Regions from separate parts of the Homo sapiens genome. Here regions 1 and 3 are each linked to region 2. Evidence: chromatin contacts called from ENCODE Hi-C or POLR2A ChIA-PET data. All regions are on one chromosome and are shown on one strand. The core of a region is the stretch at or near the end of the contact, and the rest is flanking DNA. Distances in the headings are between cores, read along the strand shown. Region 1 overlaps PITPNM3 (PITPNM family member 3). Region 2 holds the start of KIAA0753. Region 3 holds the start of TEKT1 (tektin 1).

The links. Hi-C counts contacts between places; a loop is a spot of excess contacts on that map. ChIA-PET counts read pairs that join two places held with the same protein, here RNA polymerase II (POLR2A). Pooled maps may share reads with other maps.
Region 1: a pooled map shows a loop between it and region 2 (2.7-fold over the local background). The contact joins the enhancer-like site here to the promoter of KIAA0753 in region 2. A Hi-C loop is called at or near these places in 1 of 168 maps with a recorded cell type or tissue (endothelial cell of umbilical vein) and 4 of 50 pooled maps. POLR2A ChIA-PET finds 5 or more read pairs at or near these places in 1 of 52 experiments (MCF 10A).
Region 3: a loop to region 2 is called in a pooled map, with 2.0 times the contacts of the local background. The contact joins the promoter of TEKT1 here to the promoter of KIAA0753 in region 2. A Hi-C loop is called at or near these places in 1 of 50 pooled maps.

What each region holds. Positions count from the first base shown.
Region 1 is chr17:6,494,795-6,498,135 of GRCh38, forward strand. All of the region lies in intron 4 of PITPNM3 (PITPNM family member 3), which reads right to left. Among named protein-coding and RNA genes, the nearest start is that of PIMREG, 52 kb to the left of the region's middle. RefSeq lists an enhancer at 2,759-3,341. Within about 2 kb of position 2,042, at least 5 of the 41 ENCODE cell types and tissues checked have a DNase peak (open chromatin) inside an H3K27ac peak, as active enhancers do.
Region 2 is chr17:6,639,242-6,642,513 of GRCh38, forward strand. KIAA0753 reads right to left here and starts at 1,470. Exons shown (of 19, transcript NM_014804.3): 1 at 1,396-1,470. TXNDC17 (thioredoxin domain containing 17) reads left to right here and starts at 1,819. Exons shown (of 4, transcript NM_032731.4): 1 at 1,819-1,986; 2 at 2,512-2,593; 3 at 3,008-3,083. The coding sequence starts at 1,842. LOC122526780 reads right to left here and starts at 1,075. Exons shown (of 1, transcript NM_001396008.1): 1 at 1-1,075. The coding sequence starts at 1,075. RefSeq lists enhancers at 29-98, 997-1,878, 2,009-2,278, 2,479-2,538.
Region 3 is chr17:6,830,226-6,833,532 of GRCh38, forward strand. TEKT1 (tektin 1) reads right to left here and starts at 1,504. Exons shown (of 8, transcript NM_053285.2): 1 at 1,424-1,504; 2 at 1-168. The coding sequence starts at 151. RefSeq lists a silencer at 1,467-1,516.

The DNA of each region.
Region 1 (3,341 bases), core at 792-3,291, 140 kb before region 2:
CCCATGTGCAAAAGGACATATGTACAGTGCTAACCATTGCCACATTGCTTTTACAACAGCAAAAGACAGGAAGCACCTATATGTCCACCAGTAGGGGACAGATTAAATAAATTGGACCACAGTGAAATTGCACATGCCCATTGCAAAAAACAACTCACCTCTAAGCATACTGAGCTAAGGAGACAATCATGATCTAGTATCAACATCTGAGAAAAGCAAGGTGCACAAAGAAAGGAACTGTGTGCTCCCATCTGTGTGAGGGTATAGATATAAAAATATATATAAATGCATATTTATGGATAGACTCTTGTATGCAGAGATTATCTCTGAAATGGAATCTAAGAAGCCAGTTATAATCTTTTCTTCTAGGGAGAATTGTGTGCGCTGGAAGACAGGAGAGGGAGGCATTTTATACCATGTATATGTGCTACCTACTCAAAAGACAGATTAAAAATAAGAATTTTTCTAAGTGCATGTAGCAGGGTGGTTTTTTTTTAGATACCAATTTATATCTTCTCCCAGCTCTGGCTCCTTTGCCTCTGGGAAGGTTTGTGGCAGAGCTTCCTGGCTTTTGTTTCCAAAAGCTCTTTTGTTCCCAAGAGGAAAGGATTTGGAGACAGAGAATGCTTCAGGGTGAAAAGAGATCCTCACACCCTGGCCCTGGGTGGAGGAGAGAGTCTTCTATACGGGTCCCTTCGCAACTCCAGGAAGATGGAGAACAACATAAGAAGACCTGGCCATCCCATGCTCCAGAGAGCGTGAACCCTTGCAGCCAGGAGCTGCAAGCCCAGGACAAAAGGGACCACCAGGCTGGGTTCTGGGGTCCTCGTGCTCACCGCTGTGGACGAAGGACCCCTTGCACATGTGTGCATGCTGCAGGCACCCTTCCCCCACCAGAGTGCTGGGAAGACCCCTGGAGTTTTGAGGCGATGGCAGGAGAGGGAGGAAAGAGAAGCTCCTGGACACACAGAGGAGGAGGAGTCCTTCACCAGCACAGCTGCAAGGGAATGTACAGTCAAAATCAAAGTGGCTTACAGAAAAACAAAGGAAAGGGCGATTCTTCCACGTGGAAGTAAGTAGACTGTGCAGTGAGGTCTCTCTTTGCCCCTCCAGAGCCTCAGTGCCCCATCTCTGCCCGACTCAGCCCGAGGCCGAGGCCCCCTAGCTACAGGTTGGGTGTAGCGATGGAAAGCACCAGTAGGAGAACTGGGGCAAGGGAGCCCCCTCCATGCCGGGTCATCGTAAGGTGGTCTCTGCTGAAGGCTCATGCAGGAGCCTCTCTGGGCTCTTCTCCTTCAGGGGTGGGAACAACCCCAGGGTATTGCTGATGCCTTCTTGGTTTCCTTAAAGCCTCACTCACCTGTGAATAAAGTCTCTCTGCTAAGCCCTCCTCCCACCTGTGGTTTGTGTGAGCCTTCCGTTTCCTGCTAGAACCCTGACTGCATCACGGGCTGGATCCTAAGTGCTCTATGCAAATCCCATCACCTCCTCCCACACCACCCCTCTCCAGGCTTCTCTTATCCTGACCAAGCCCCCGCCTTCTGCTCCGCTCTCCCACACTCGCCCCTCCCTCTCTGAACTCAGCCAGTTTTCGCACATCCCCTTTCCCTCTCACTGCAGAGTCCCAGCAAATGTTCCCCGGGCCTGGGCTCTTCTCTCCACTGCCCCGTGACCAGATAATTCCCACAGGAACCTCAGTGTTCCTTCCTTCCGGGGGCCTTCCACTCTTCCTGTCCTCTCCACAAAAGCGCCACGGTCCTCTCTTTCCTGGGGTTAATCCTCACGCTTTTCATTTTATGACTATTTGATTATTATCTTCCCCTCCTCCGTCTCCCAGATGACAAGATCCTTAAGGGCTGGGACTGGGTTTGATTTTGCTCTATTTTATCCCCAAAGACTATCATGATGTTGGCATATAAAGGTGCTCATTAAATATTTTTTAAACAGATGGGTGAATGAACTAATCATTTGTTCCCATTTTGCACCCCTATAAGTGTCGGAAGCTGCACGTGCCCCAGCAAAGCCCAGATGCTATGTAGATAGACTTGTATATGCGCACAGAGACGCACACTCATCCTCATGAAAGTGAATGCACCAATGCATTGGCATAGAGGCTAATGCACATCCTCATGAAAGTGAATGCACCAATGCGTTGGCATAGAGGCTAATGCACACATACAAGTGCAAGGGCACACACACACAAACGAGAAGGAACGATGCCAAGCAGAGACACACACACACATGCAAGAAAAGTGCTCCCAAGGCGGACGTCTGCCACCCTGAGCTCATTAAAGCTGGCTAAATATAGCCTGTCTGCAGCTGTGCTCAGCAAGCTGCCCACACAGGCCAGGAAAAGACACCAGTTACCAGGCAGAGGAGTGGAGAGGCCAGCCGTGGGCAAGGGGCTTCACGCATCCTGTCTGTGGTGGGGGGTCTTCCTGGGGAGGCCAGGGGCTGAGGGTATGTGGGAAGGGAAGCCCTTCGGTGGCTGGTCAGGGCATTCAGAGCTGTTCCTCTGGTCACTGACCCTAGGCAGTGGGGTGCGAAGTCAAACCACATGCCCACGATGGGGAGAGGTGAGCTGAGCCATCTACATCTCTCTGCATCTGAGCCGAGGACCCAAGCTCAGTCCAGGACCAGGGGCTGGAGTTAGGACCCAGCTGGGGATAAATTGGGGCTCAGTTGGTGGCTAGGAGAGAGGCTCAGTAGAGGATGAAGATAAAGGGTCAGACTGGGACTAGGGTTGGGACTCTGTGGACCATTGCCAGGTCTTTTTCTGGGGACAAGAGGAAGTTCACAGCCCCACAGAGCATCTGCTCTAATGTGTGGACGTGGCTGTGGGAAGACCCTCCCCGCACGTGGGACAGCTGCCTGCGGCCCTCACCCCTGCAGCTGATGCCAGGCGCTGGCTCTGGAAAAGCCATGAGACGACCAGCATGGCTTTGGGTCACATGTGTCAGGTGGCTGTTGTCATCCACACAGGCAGGGTCCAACTTCAAGGGCCACAATAGACAGGTCTTCCTGCTGTAGAATCTGCCCCCCAACCCATCCTGCATGGGGGTGGGGCAGAGGGAGGCTCCTCTCAACTCGCACTTTCCCAGCCTGTGCACTGCGGAGCCCTGCCCCTCGTGGAGCTGCTGAGACTGGAAGGGAGAGGCATGGAGCGGGTGAGGCAGCCGCAGGTCTCCTGGGAGAATGTCATGCCTCCTCCCACCGGACGTTCCTGGATGGGGGCGTGGGCAGAGGAAGGGGAGTTACTGCCCCTTTGAGACAACAGCTCTACCCTTTGCCTCTTCTATGGTGGTGGCATATTGCAGCAGGAGGGGTGAGCCGGGCTTGCT
Region 2 (3,272 bases), core at 220-2,719:
AGACTGCTTCATGTGTCAGAGCCCCAGGAATCTGCGGGGACTGTCCTCTCCCCCACAGACCTGCAGCACCGCCACAGCCGAGCTCTCCCTCCATGGCTCTGGGCGCTCCCACAGCCCCAGTCCACCCCACGGTCCCAGGCTCGCCCATAGTCTGTTCTTTTTCACAAGGGCCTGAGACAAACCCATAGCCTATCTCCTCCCCAGTCTCAGGAACCCCCACAGCTTCTCCCCTCCACAGGTGCGGGGCCATTTCAGAACTTGACGCCAAAGCCCCAGGCACACTCGCAGGAGGCACCCTCCCAGCCTGTCCCTGTCCACAGAAGCCTAAGGCTCTCTCGTAAGCTGCCCCTAAGCCCAGAGCTGTGGGCCCTGAGGGGGCCCGAGGGATCCCCCTTGCCTGTTCCTTCACCCAGGGCCCTGTAAGACCGCCGCGGCTTGTCTCTACCCAGGAAGCTCGGCCAGGAACACCCCTTTCGACAGGTCCCTCTCCTGCAGGCACGGGATGGAGCTCGACTCTACTTCCTTCCCCACATCCCGAGGCGGCCCTCATAGCCTGCACCTTCAGCCACAGGTGCAGAATGCTCTCATGGCCCAGAGATCCCGGGCGACCTTTTCTCTCGCAGCCCCGGGGACTTCTATCTTCGGTCTCCTCCTCCCCAGACCCGGTCACCCACACAGCCCCGGCAAGCCCCACCACCTCGGGCTCCCCCACAGCCCCGTTCACCCACACAGCCCCAGGGTCCCTTGCAGCCTCGATGGAGCCTGGGGTCCCAGGAGCTCCCAAAGCCTCATTCGCCCCGGCGGCGTCGGCTGTCTCCGCCGCTTGTCTCGTCCCCCATGGCCGCTGACGGCCCTGTGGCCTTTCTGCACTCACACAGCGCGTCTCCCACTCCGAGGGCTTCGCCCGGCGCCTTGCTCCACGGCCTCGGGACGTCCCTGCGCCCCGTCTCTTCCCCCACGGCCGCCGAACCCCCCGCCCCGACCTGCTGGGCCCCACGCAGCGACCCGGCATCTTAGCCGCCTGCTCTCCCCGGCGCAGCCTGGGCAAGGCCCCACGGCGAGTCTCCCGGCTCATAGCTCCAGGGCAGTTCCCTTCCTCCCTACCGCGGCCCTGGGGGATGTCTTAGCACCTCGCTCCCTAAGCTGCTCCACACACGCACTCACACACTCCGCTCCGGCCTTGCAGCCTTTCTCCCTCCGAGCCCCTCACCCATCCCACCCCCGCCCAGTCTCGGGAACCCGCCCCCAGTCCCAGGCCCCCGTAAAGCCTAGACGGCAGAAAAGGTAACTGGGGGGACAAAGCAACAAAGGCTTTCCGAGTCAGATCTCCTCTCCCCCAAGTCCATGACTCTATGCGGCTTCCCAGAATCCCCCCCAGCCCCGGCCCGAGCCCACCTGGCCTAGGGTGAGGCGCGGCTACTGGGAGGCGGGCAACGGGGGCCCCCAACAAGGCCGCGCTTCCGGCCGCCTGCCCAGTCGCCATAGCAACAGGCGCAGGGCGGCTTGGGAGCCTTTGAGGCCCTGAACTATTTAAGGATCCAGGTGTTGCAAGGCGGTAAGTTTTGCAGCCAGTGTCCATGAGGTCGGGGCTGGGACTAGATTAGGGTAGATCTAAGCCTGGGCTTGGGAGTGCAGCTAGCGCAGAAAGATCTGAGGAACTAGAGCAAAAAGCCATGCGGATGGATTGTGGTCGTCAGAGGCTCCCGTAGTCTTTAGCGGCGCTGGCTTCCGCAGGCTCCGCCCTCTCTTGCCCACCCGGAAACAGCCTCGCCCCGCCTACGCGGGACCCAACCGCGGCGACCGGACGTGCACTCCTCCAGTAGCGGCTGCACGTCGTGCCAATGGCCCGCTATGAGGAGGTGAGCGTGTCCGGCTTCGAGGAGTTCCACCGGGCCGTGGAACAGCACAATGGCAAGACCATTTTCGCCTACTTTACGGGTTCTAAGGACGCCGGGGGGAAAAGCTGGTGCCCCGACTGCGTGCAGGGTGAGGCCGGGATTCGGGGGCTGCTGTCCAATGGAAATGGCAGGAAGGTCGAGCCTACGGCCAGAAGGGGGGCTTAGCGGAGGCAGAGTCTTGGTTCCAGACATCCGCGGAGCAATCTGAGCTGTCCCCAAGTCTCCTTCTATTAAATCCTACCCCGCCCTGCCAAGAGCGCTCTTCCTTTTACCACCTTACCCGGATGATCTTGGAATCTAGTTCCTTAAAACTTCTCACTCCCCCAGTACCATTAGTGTCTTACAGGATACGTGAGTTGGTCAGCAAATACATGTGCTTTCCATTGTTACGGGCGCGGTGGTGCAGGGGCAAATCGGGACTGGGATTTGGTCCTTACCCTTAACGTGGCTCTAAGACCAGAAGGGAACACCTGACTTGTGTTGACCTCTTCAGTTAGCTGCAGGTTAAAGTCTGAGTGCTTACCAAGACTGGGGGAAGGGGGAAAGAACACAGTTTATACGTGCCTGATTGTAGAGTTGACGTGCGATTATTTTATCTCAACTTTTTTTAAAGCTGAACCAGTCGTACGAGAGGGGCTGAAGCACATTAGTGAAGGATGTGTGTTCATCTACTGCCAAGTAGGAGAAAAGCCTTAGTAAGTGGCAATGTATAATCTACCTCGCAGACGTGCACAAATTGCATACTTAGGCGGGAAGGGCCTCAGGGACTTACTTACCCAGTTTGTCTTACAAGGTAATGTCTGACAAGTTAAACAATTAGAAGCTATTAAATACAAATTTAAAATGCCCACCTGAATTAAGTAAGGGTAATTCAACGAATTTGGTCTGGTGTAAGCCCAGAACTTAGCTGGCTTTACTTTTATATCTTAGTCACACTTTGAAACTTTGCACAGGGTAATTAGTAGATTAAGCCATAGTCCGCAAGGTTTTTTAAGTGTTTGCAAGAACAGTGATTACTAAAAAATTAAATGTAGGACTATGTCAAATATTAAGCAAACTGTAATAAACCAAGTAAATTTTTTTCATGATCACTTTTTCTTTTCGAATAGTTGGAAAGATCCAAATAATGACTTCAGAAAAAACTTGAAAGTAACAGCAGTGCCTACACTACTTAAGTATGGAACAGTAAGTATCTTTAAATATGCTGGGCCTGTAATTCACTGTCAGAACTCTTTTAACTTGCTGTGGATCCAGATTTGAAAAGATCTTGACATTTCATCTCAATTCCATTGTTGTTCAGAGTGCTGCTGAAAGTCCATTCCTATGGCCAATCCCAATAAACTGATAATGTAAATATCTAGCTATTAGGTCTTT
Region 3 (3,307 bases), core at 254-2,753, 190 kb after region 2:
TCTTTTCAATTTCATCCACAAGCCTCTGGCTTTCTGCGACCAGGCGTTCTGATCGGGACCTTTGAGCGTCTGCTCTGTGGTACTGGTTCTTGTTAGCAATGTGCCACTCTGAGGGCAGGAACTTGGGTGGAGGTTGTAATAGTTTAGCCATTTGAGGTTTCCAAATTCCTGATCAAAAGCAGACTCTTTTAGATTAAATGAAAGCAATTTGTCCTTTTTTATGATAATTTTTATTCAAGGATGACATATATACGGAAAATTGCATAAATCATAATCTGTACACAAAATAAATCTATCTGTGTAGCCGGCACCCAAACCAAGAAACAAGCATTACCAGCATCTCTAACCTCCTCCCAGTTACTCCACCTCAAGCCCCTCAGGGTAACCAGTATCCTGACTTTTAACACTACAAATTCGTTTTGCTGTTTTTGAATTTAACATAAATGGAATAATACAGTATGTATTATTCTGTCTCTGACTTCTTTAGCTCAACATTATGTTTGTAAAATTCATCCATATTGTCTATATGATTGCAGTTTGTTCGTTCTCGTTGCTGTGTAGGTGCCGTTATATGAATAAAATCTAGCTGTCTTTTCTACTGTTTATGGATATTTGGGTTGTTTACACTCCAGGGCCATAATGAGAATGCTATTAATAGTCTCATACATGTCTTTTGGTGAACACGTGTATGCATTTTTATAACTCATTAGAATTGTTGGGTCATGGAGTAATGTTCTGCCAAACAGATGAGCCCAGAGATGTTTTCTTAAAAAAAGAAGAAGAAAAAGAAGAGGAAGAAGAAGGAGGAGGAGGAGGAGGAGGAGGAGGAAATGTAACATGTGTAAACTGACAACTGGGTATTGAACTTGTTCAACACATAAAAGAATCTGAAAACTTCCAGGACAAAGAAAAGGAGAGAACAGGAAGGGGAACAACACAGGGGAAGCCAGCTGGCAGAGGCTGTCGGCAGTGGAAACGCTAAAATTACCCATTTCATCTTCATACAACTCTGATGGACCATGAGAACTGCCTTCCTCAGACAGGGCTGAAATCTGCCCCCACTCCCATCTCTACCCTAAGGTCTGAGTCCCTGCTCTTAGGGGCCTCTGGATCTCTGAAGCCTTCACATATATAAGGATGAAACTAGAGTCAGATCTTGACTAGGCTGAGAACCTCAGCCCACCCAGCCCCCTCAGACAACATGGAGTTTCTCCGTTTCTTCCTAGCCCAGTCCCTTTTATGGCTTCTACCGAATTTATCTGAGTGTGGAGCCCAGCATTTAACCCAAGGCTCCTGGATAAGTCTGAATAGCCCCCAGAGAGGTGGGGACCTAAATTAGGGCTCATCCCAACGTCATAAGGATTTGGTTAGGCGGGGAGGGTTGCGGGTAGGGGTCGGTGGGGTGGGGTCATGGTTTACTTACCTCAGCGCCACACAGAACCACTACGCAAGCTCGGGATGGGAGCCTCCTTACCCCAACTGGAGCTTCCAGCTCTTGCAGAACAGAGAGGTAAACAACGCGGTCTCCATGACAACAAGTGACGCGTTGCCAGGGCAAAGAGGGCTGGTTCCGCCACTGAGCAGCCTGGCCAAAGGCTTAGCGCAGGCGCAAATTCTGCGGACCCCAGAGCCAGAGACCCAGGAGTGTGGCGTGTGGGAAGGGTAGGGCCAGATGCTCCGGCCACCTCAACCTACCGCGAAGACGCGGGGCACCAAGCAGAAGACAGCGGCCAAAGCCCCGAGCTGGGAGTCAGGAGACCTGCGTCTAGTCCGAGCCCTCCCGCGGGCGGGATCATCTCGGGTCGCGCTGTACCCCGGCTCTCAGACTTCCCGGCTGTACAGTGGGGTTGGGCTGGGCGATGCCTCCAGGACCTCGCAGTCGCAGGCGAAATTGAGGGTTAAAAATCAGGAAGCCAAGTTGATTGTTTCTGTAAGCTACAATGAGTTTCCTCCAGAGTTTGTATAGGTCTGTTACCACAACTGGCTTATTTCTGCGTGGGGCGCCCGATGGGGCACTCTGTGAGGGCAGGTGTGTGAGTAGAACGCCTTCAGGCAAACACTCCAGAAGTCACTCTGCATCCACTAGGAGATGGAAAATATGGGAGAAAAATTAAATCTGAGGGGATAGCTCCAGAAGATTTAATATTTGTCAAGTAGGACTTCCAGAAGGAAAGAAAAAAAGAGAGAGAATGGCAAAACAATTGTGAAAGTGAGAGAGAGATAACTTGAGCCAAAGACTCAAGTCTTTAGATTAACGACCCACCTGAAATTAACACACACCCCCATTCCTTACATATAGTCCTCCCTGTGGATTATGCATATAATCCATAGAGTGATTAGCTCCAGGATCCCCCTCAGATACTGAAATCTGCAGATTCTCAAGTCTCATATAAAGTGGTGTAGCATTTGTATATAACCTACGCACATCCCTAGATAGGCATACTTTACGTCATCTCTAGATTGCTACAATACCTAATACAATGCCTAATACAATACCTAATATAGTGCCTAATACAGTGCCTAATGCAATACATAATACAATACATAATACAACACCTAATACCTAATATAATACCTAATACAATGCCTAATACAATACCTAATACAATGTCTAACCATGCCTACTCATCGCTTCATTCGCATGGATTCAACATAGCACTCAGGGTGCAACAAATTCAAGTTTTGCTTTTTGGAGCTTTGTGGAATTTTTTTCCTGAATATTTTTTATTTGTGTGTCATCGCATCCAAGGATGTAGAATCCACGGATAGGAAGGGCCAACTTTATACCTATTCTGGTGGAATTTCTTAATTCAAAGAATAAGAAGAAAAAGAAAGAATAGGTATCAAGTGTTTCGTCTCTAACACAGGTGGCTAGAAATGATGGTTGCTAGAAATGATGCTAGGATAATGCCTTCAAATTCTATAGAAAATTATTTCAAATCTGGGATTCTACAACCAGTCAAAGCATTTCATGTATGAGAGCAAAATAAAAGATTTCTTTGGACATGCCAGTACTCAAAACGGTGAGCGTACATTCTTTATGGAAAAAAATAATAGAGCAAAAGTGAAAAATCCAGAAAGAAGAAGATACTGGACATAAGACATAGTGGAACCAACCCAGCTGTGTGATGAAAAGAAAGCTCGGTGTAATAGCTACCGAACTAAAAAGCAATGAGTCCAAATTACAACTAAAAGTCAAAAGAAGTTTTGAACAATATCTTTAAGAAGAGTTATACAAACTATGATTCATAACCCAGAAGTATAACCACATGGTGAGTTGAAATTATGTCTCTTCTGAGCAATAAAA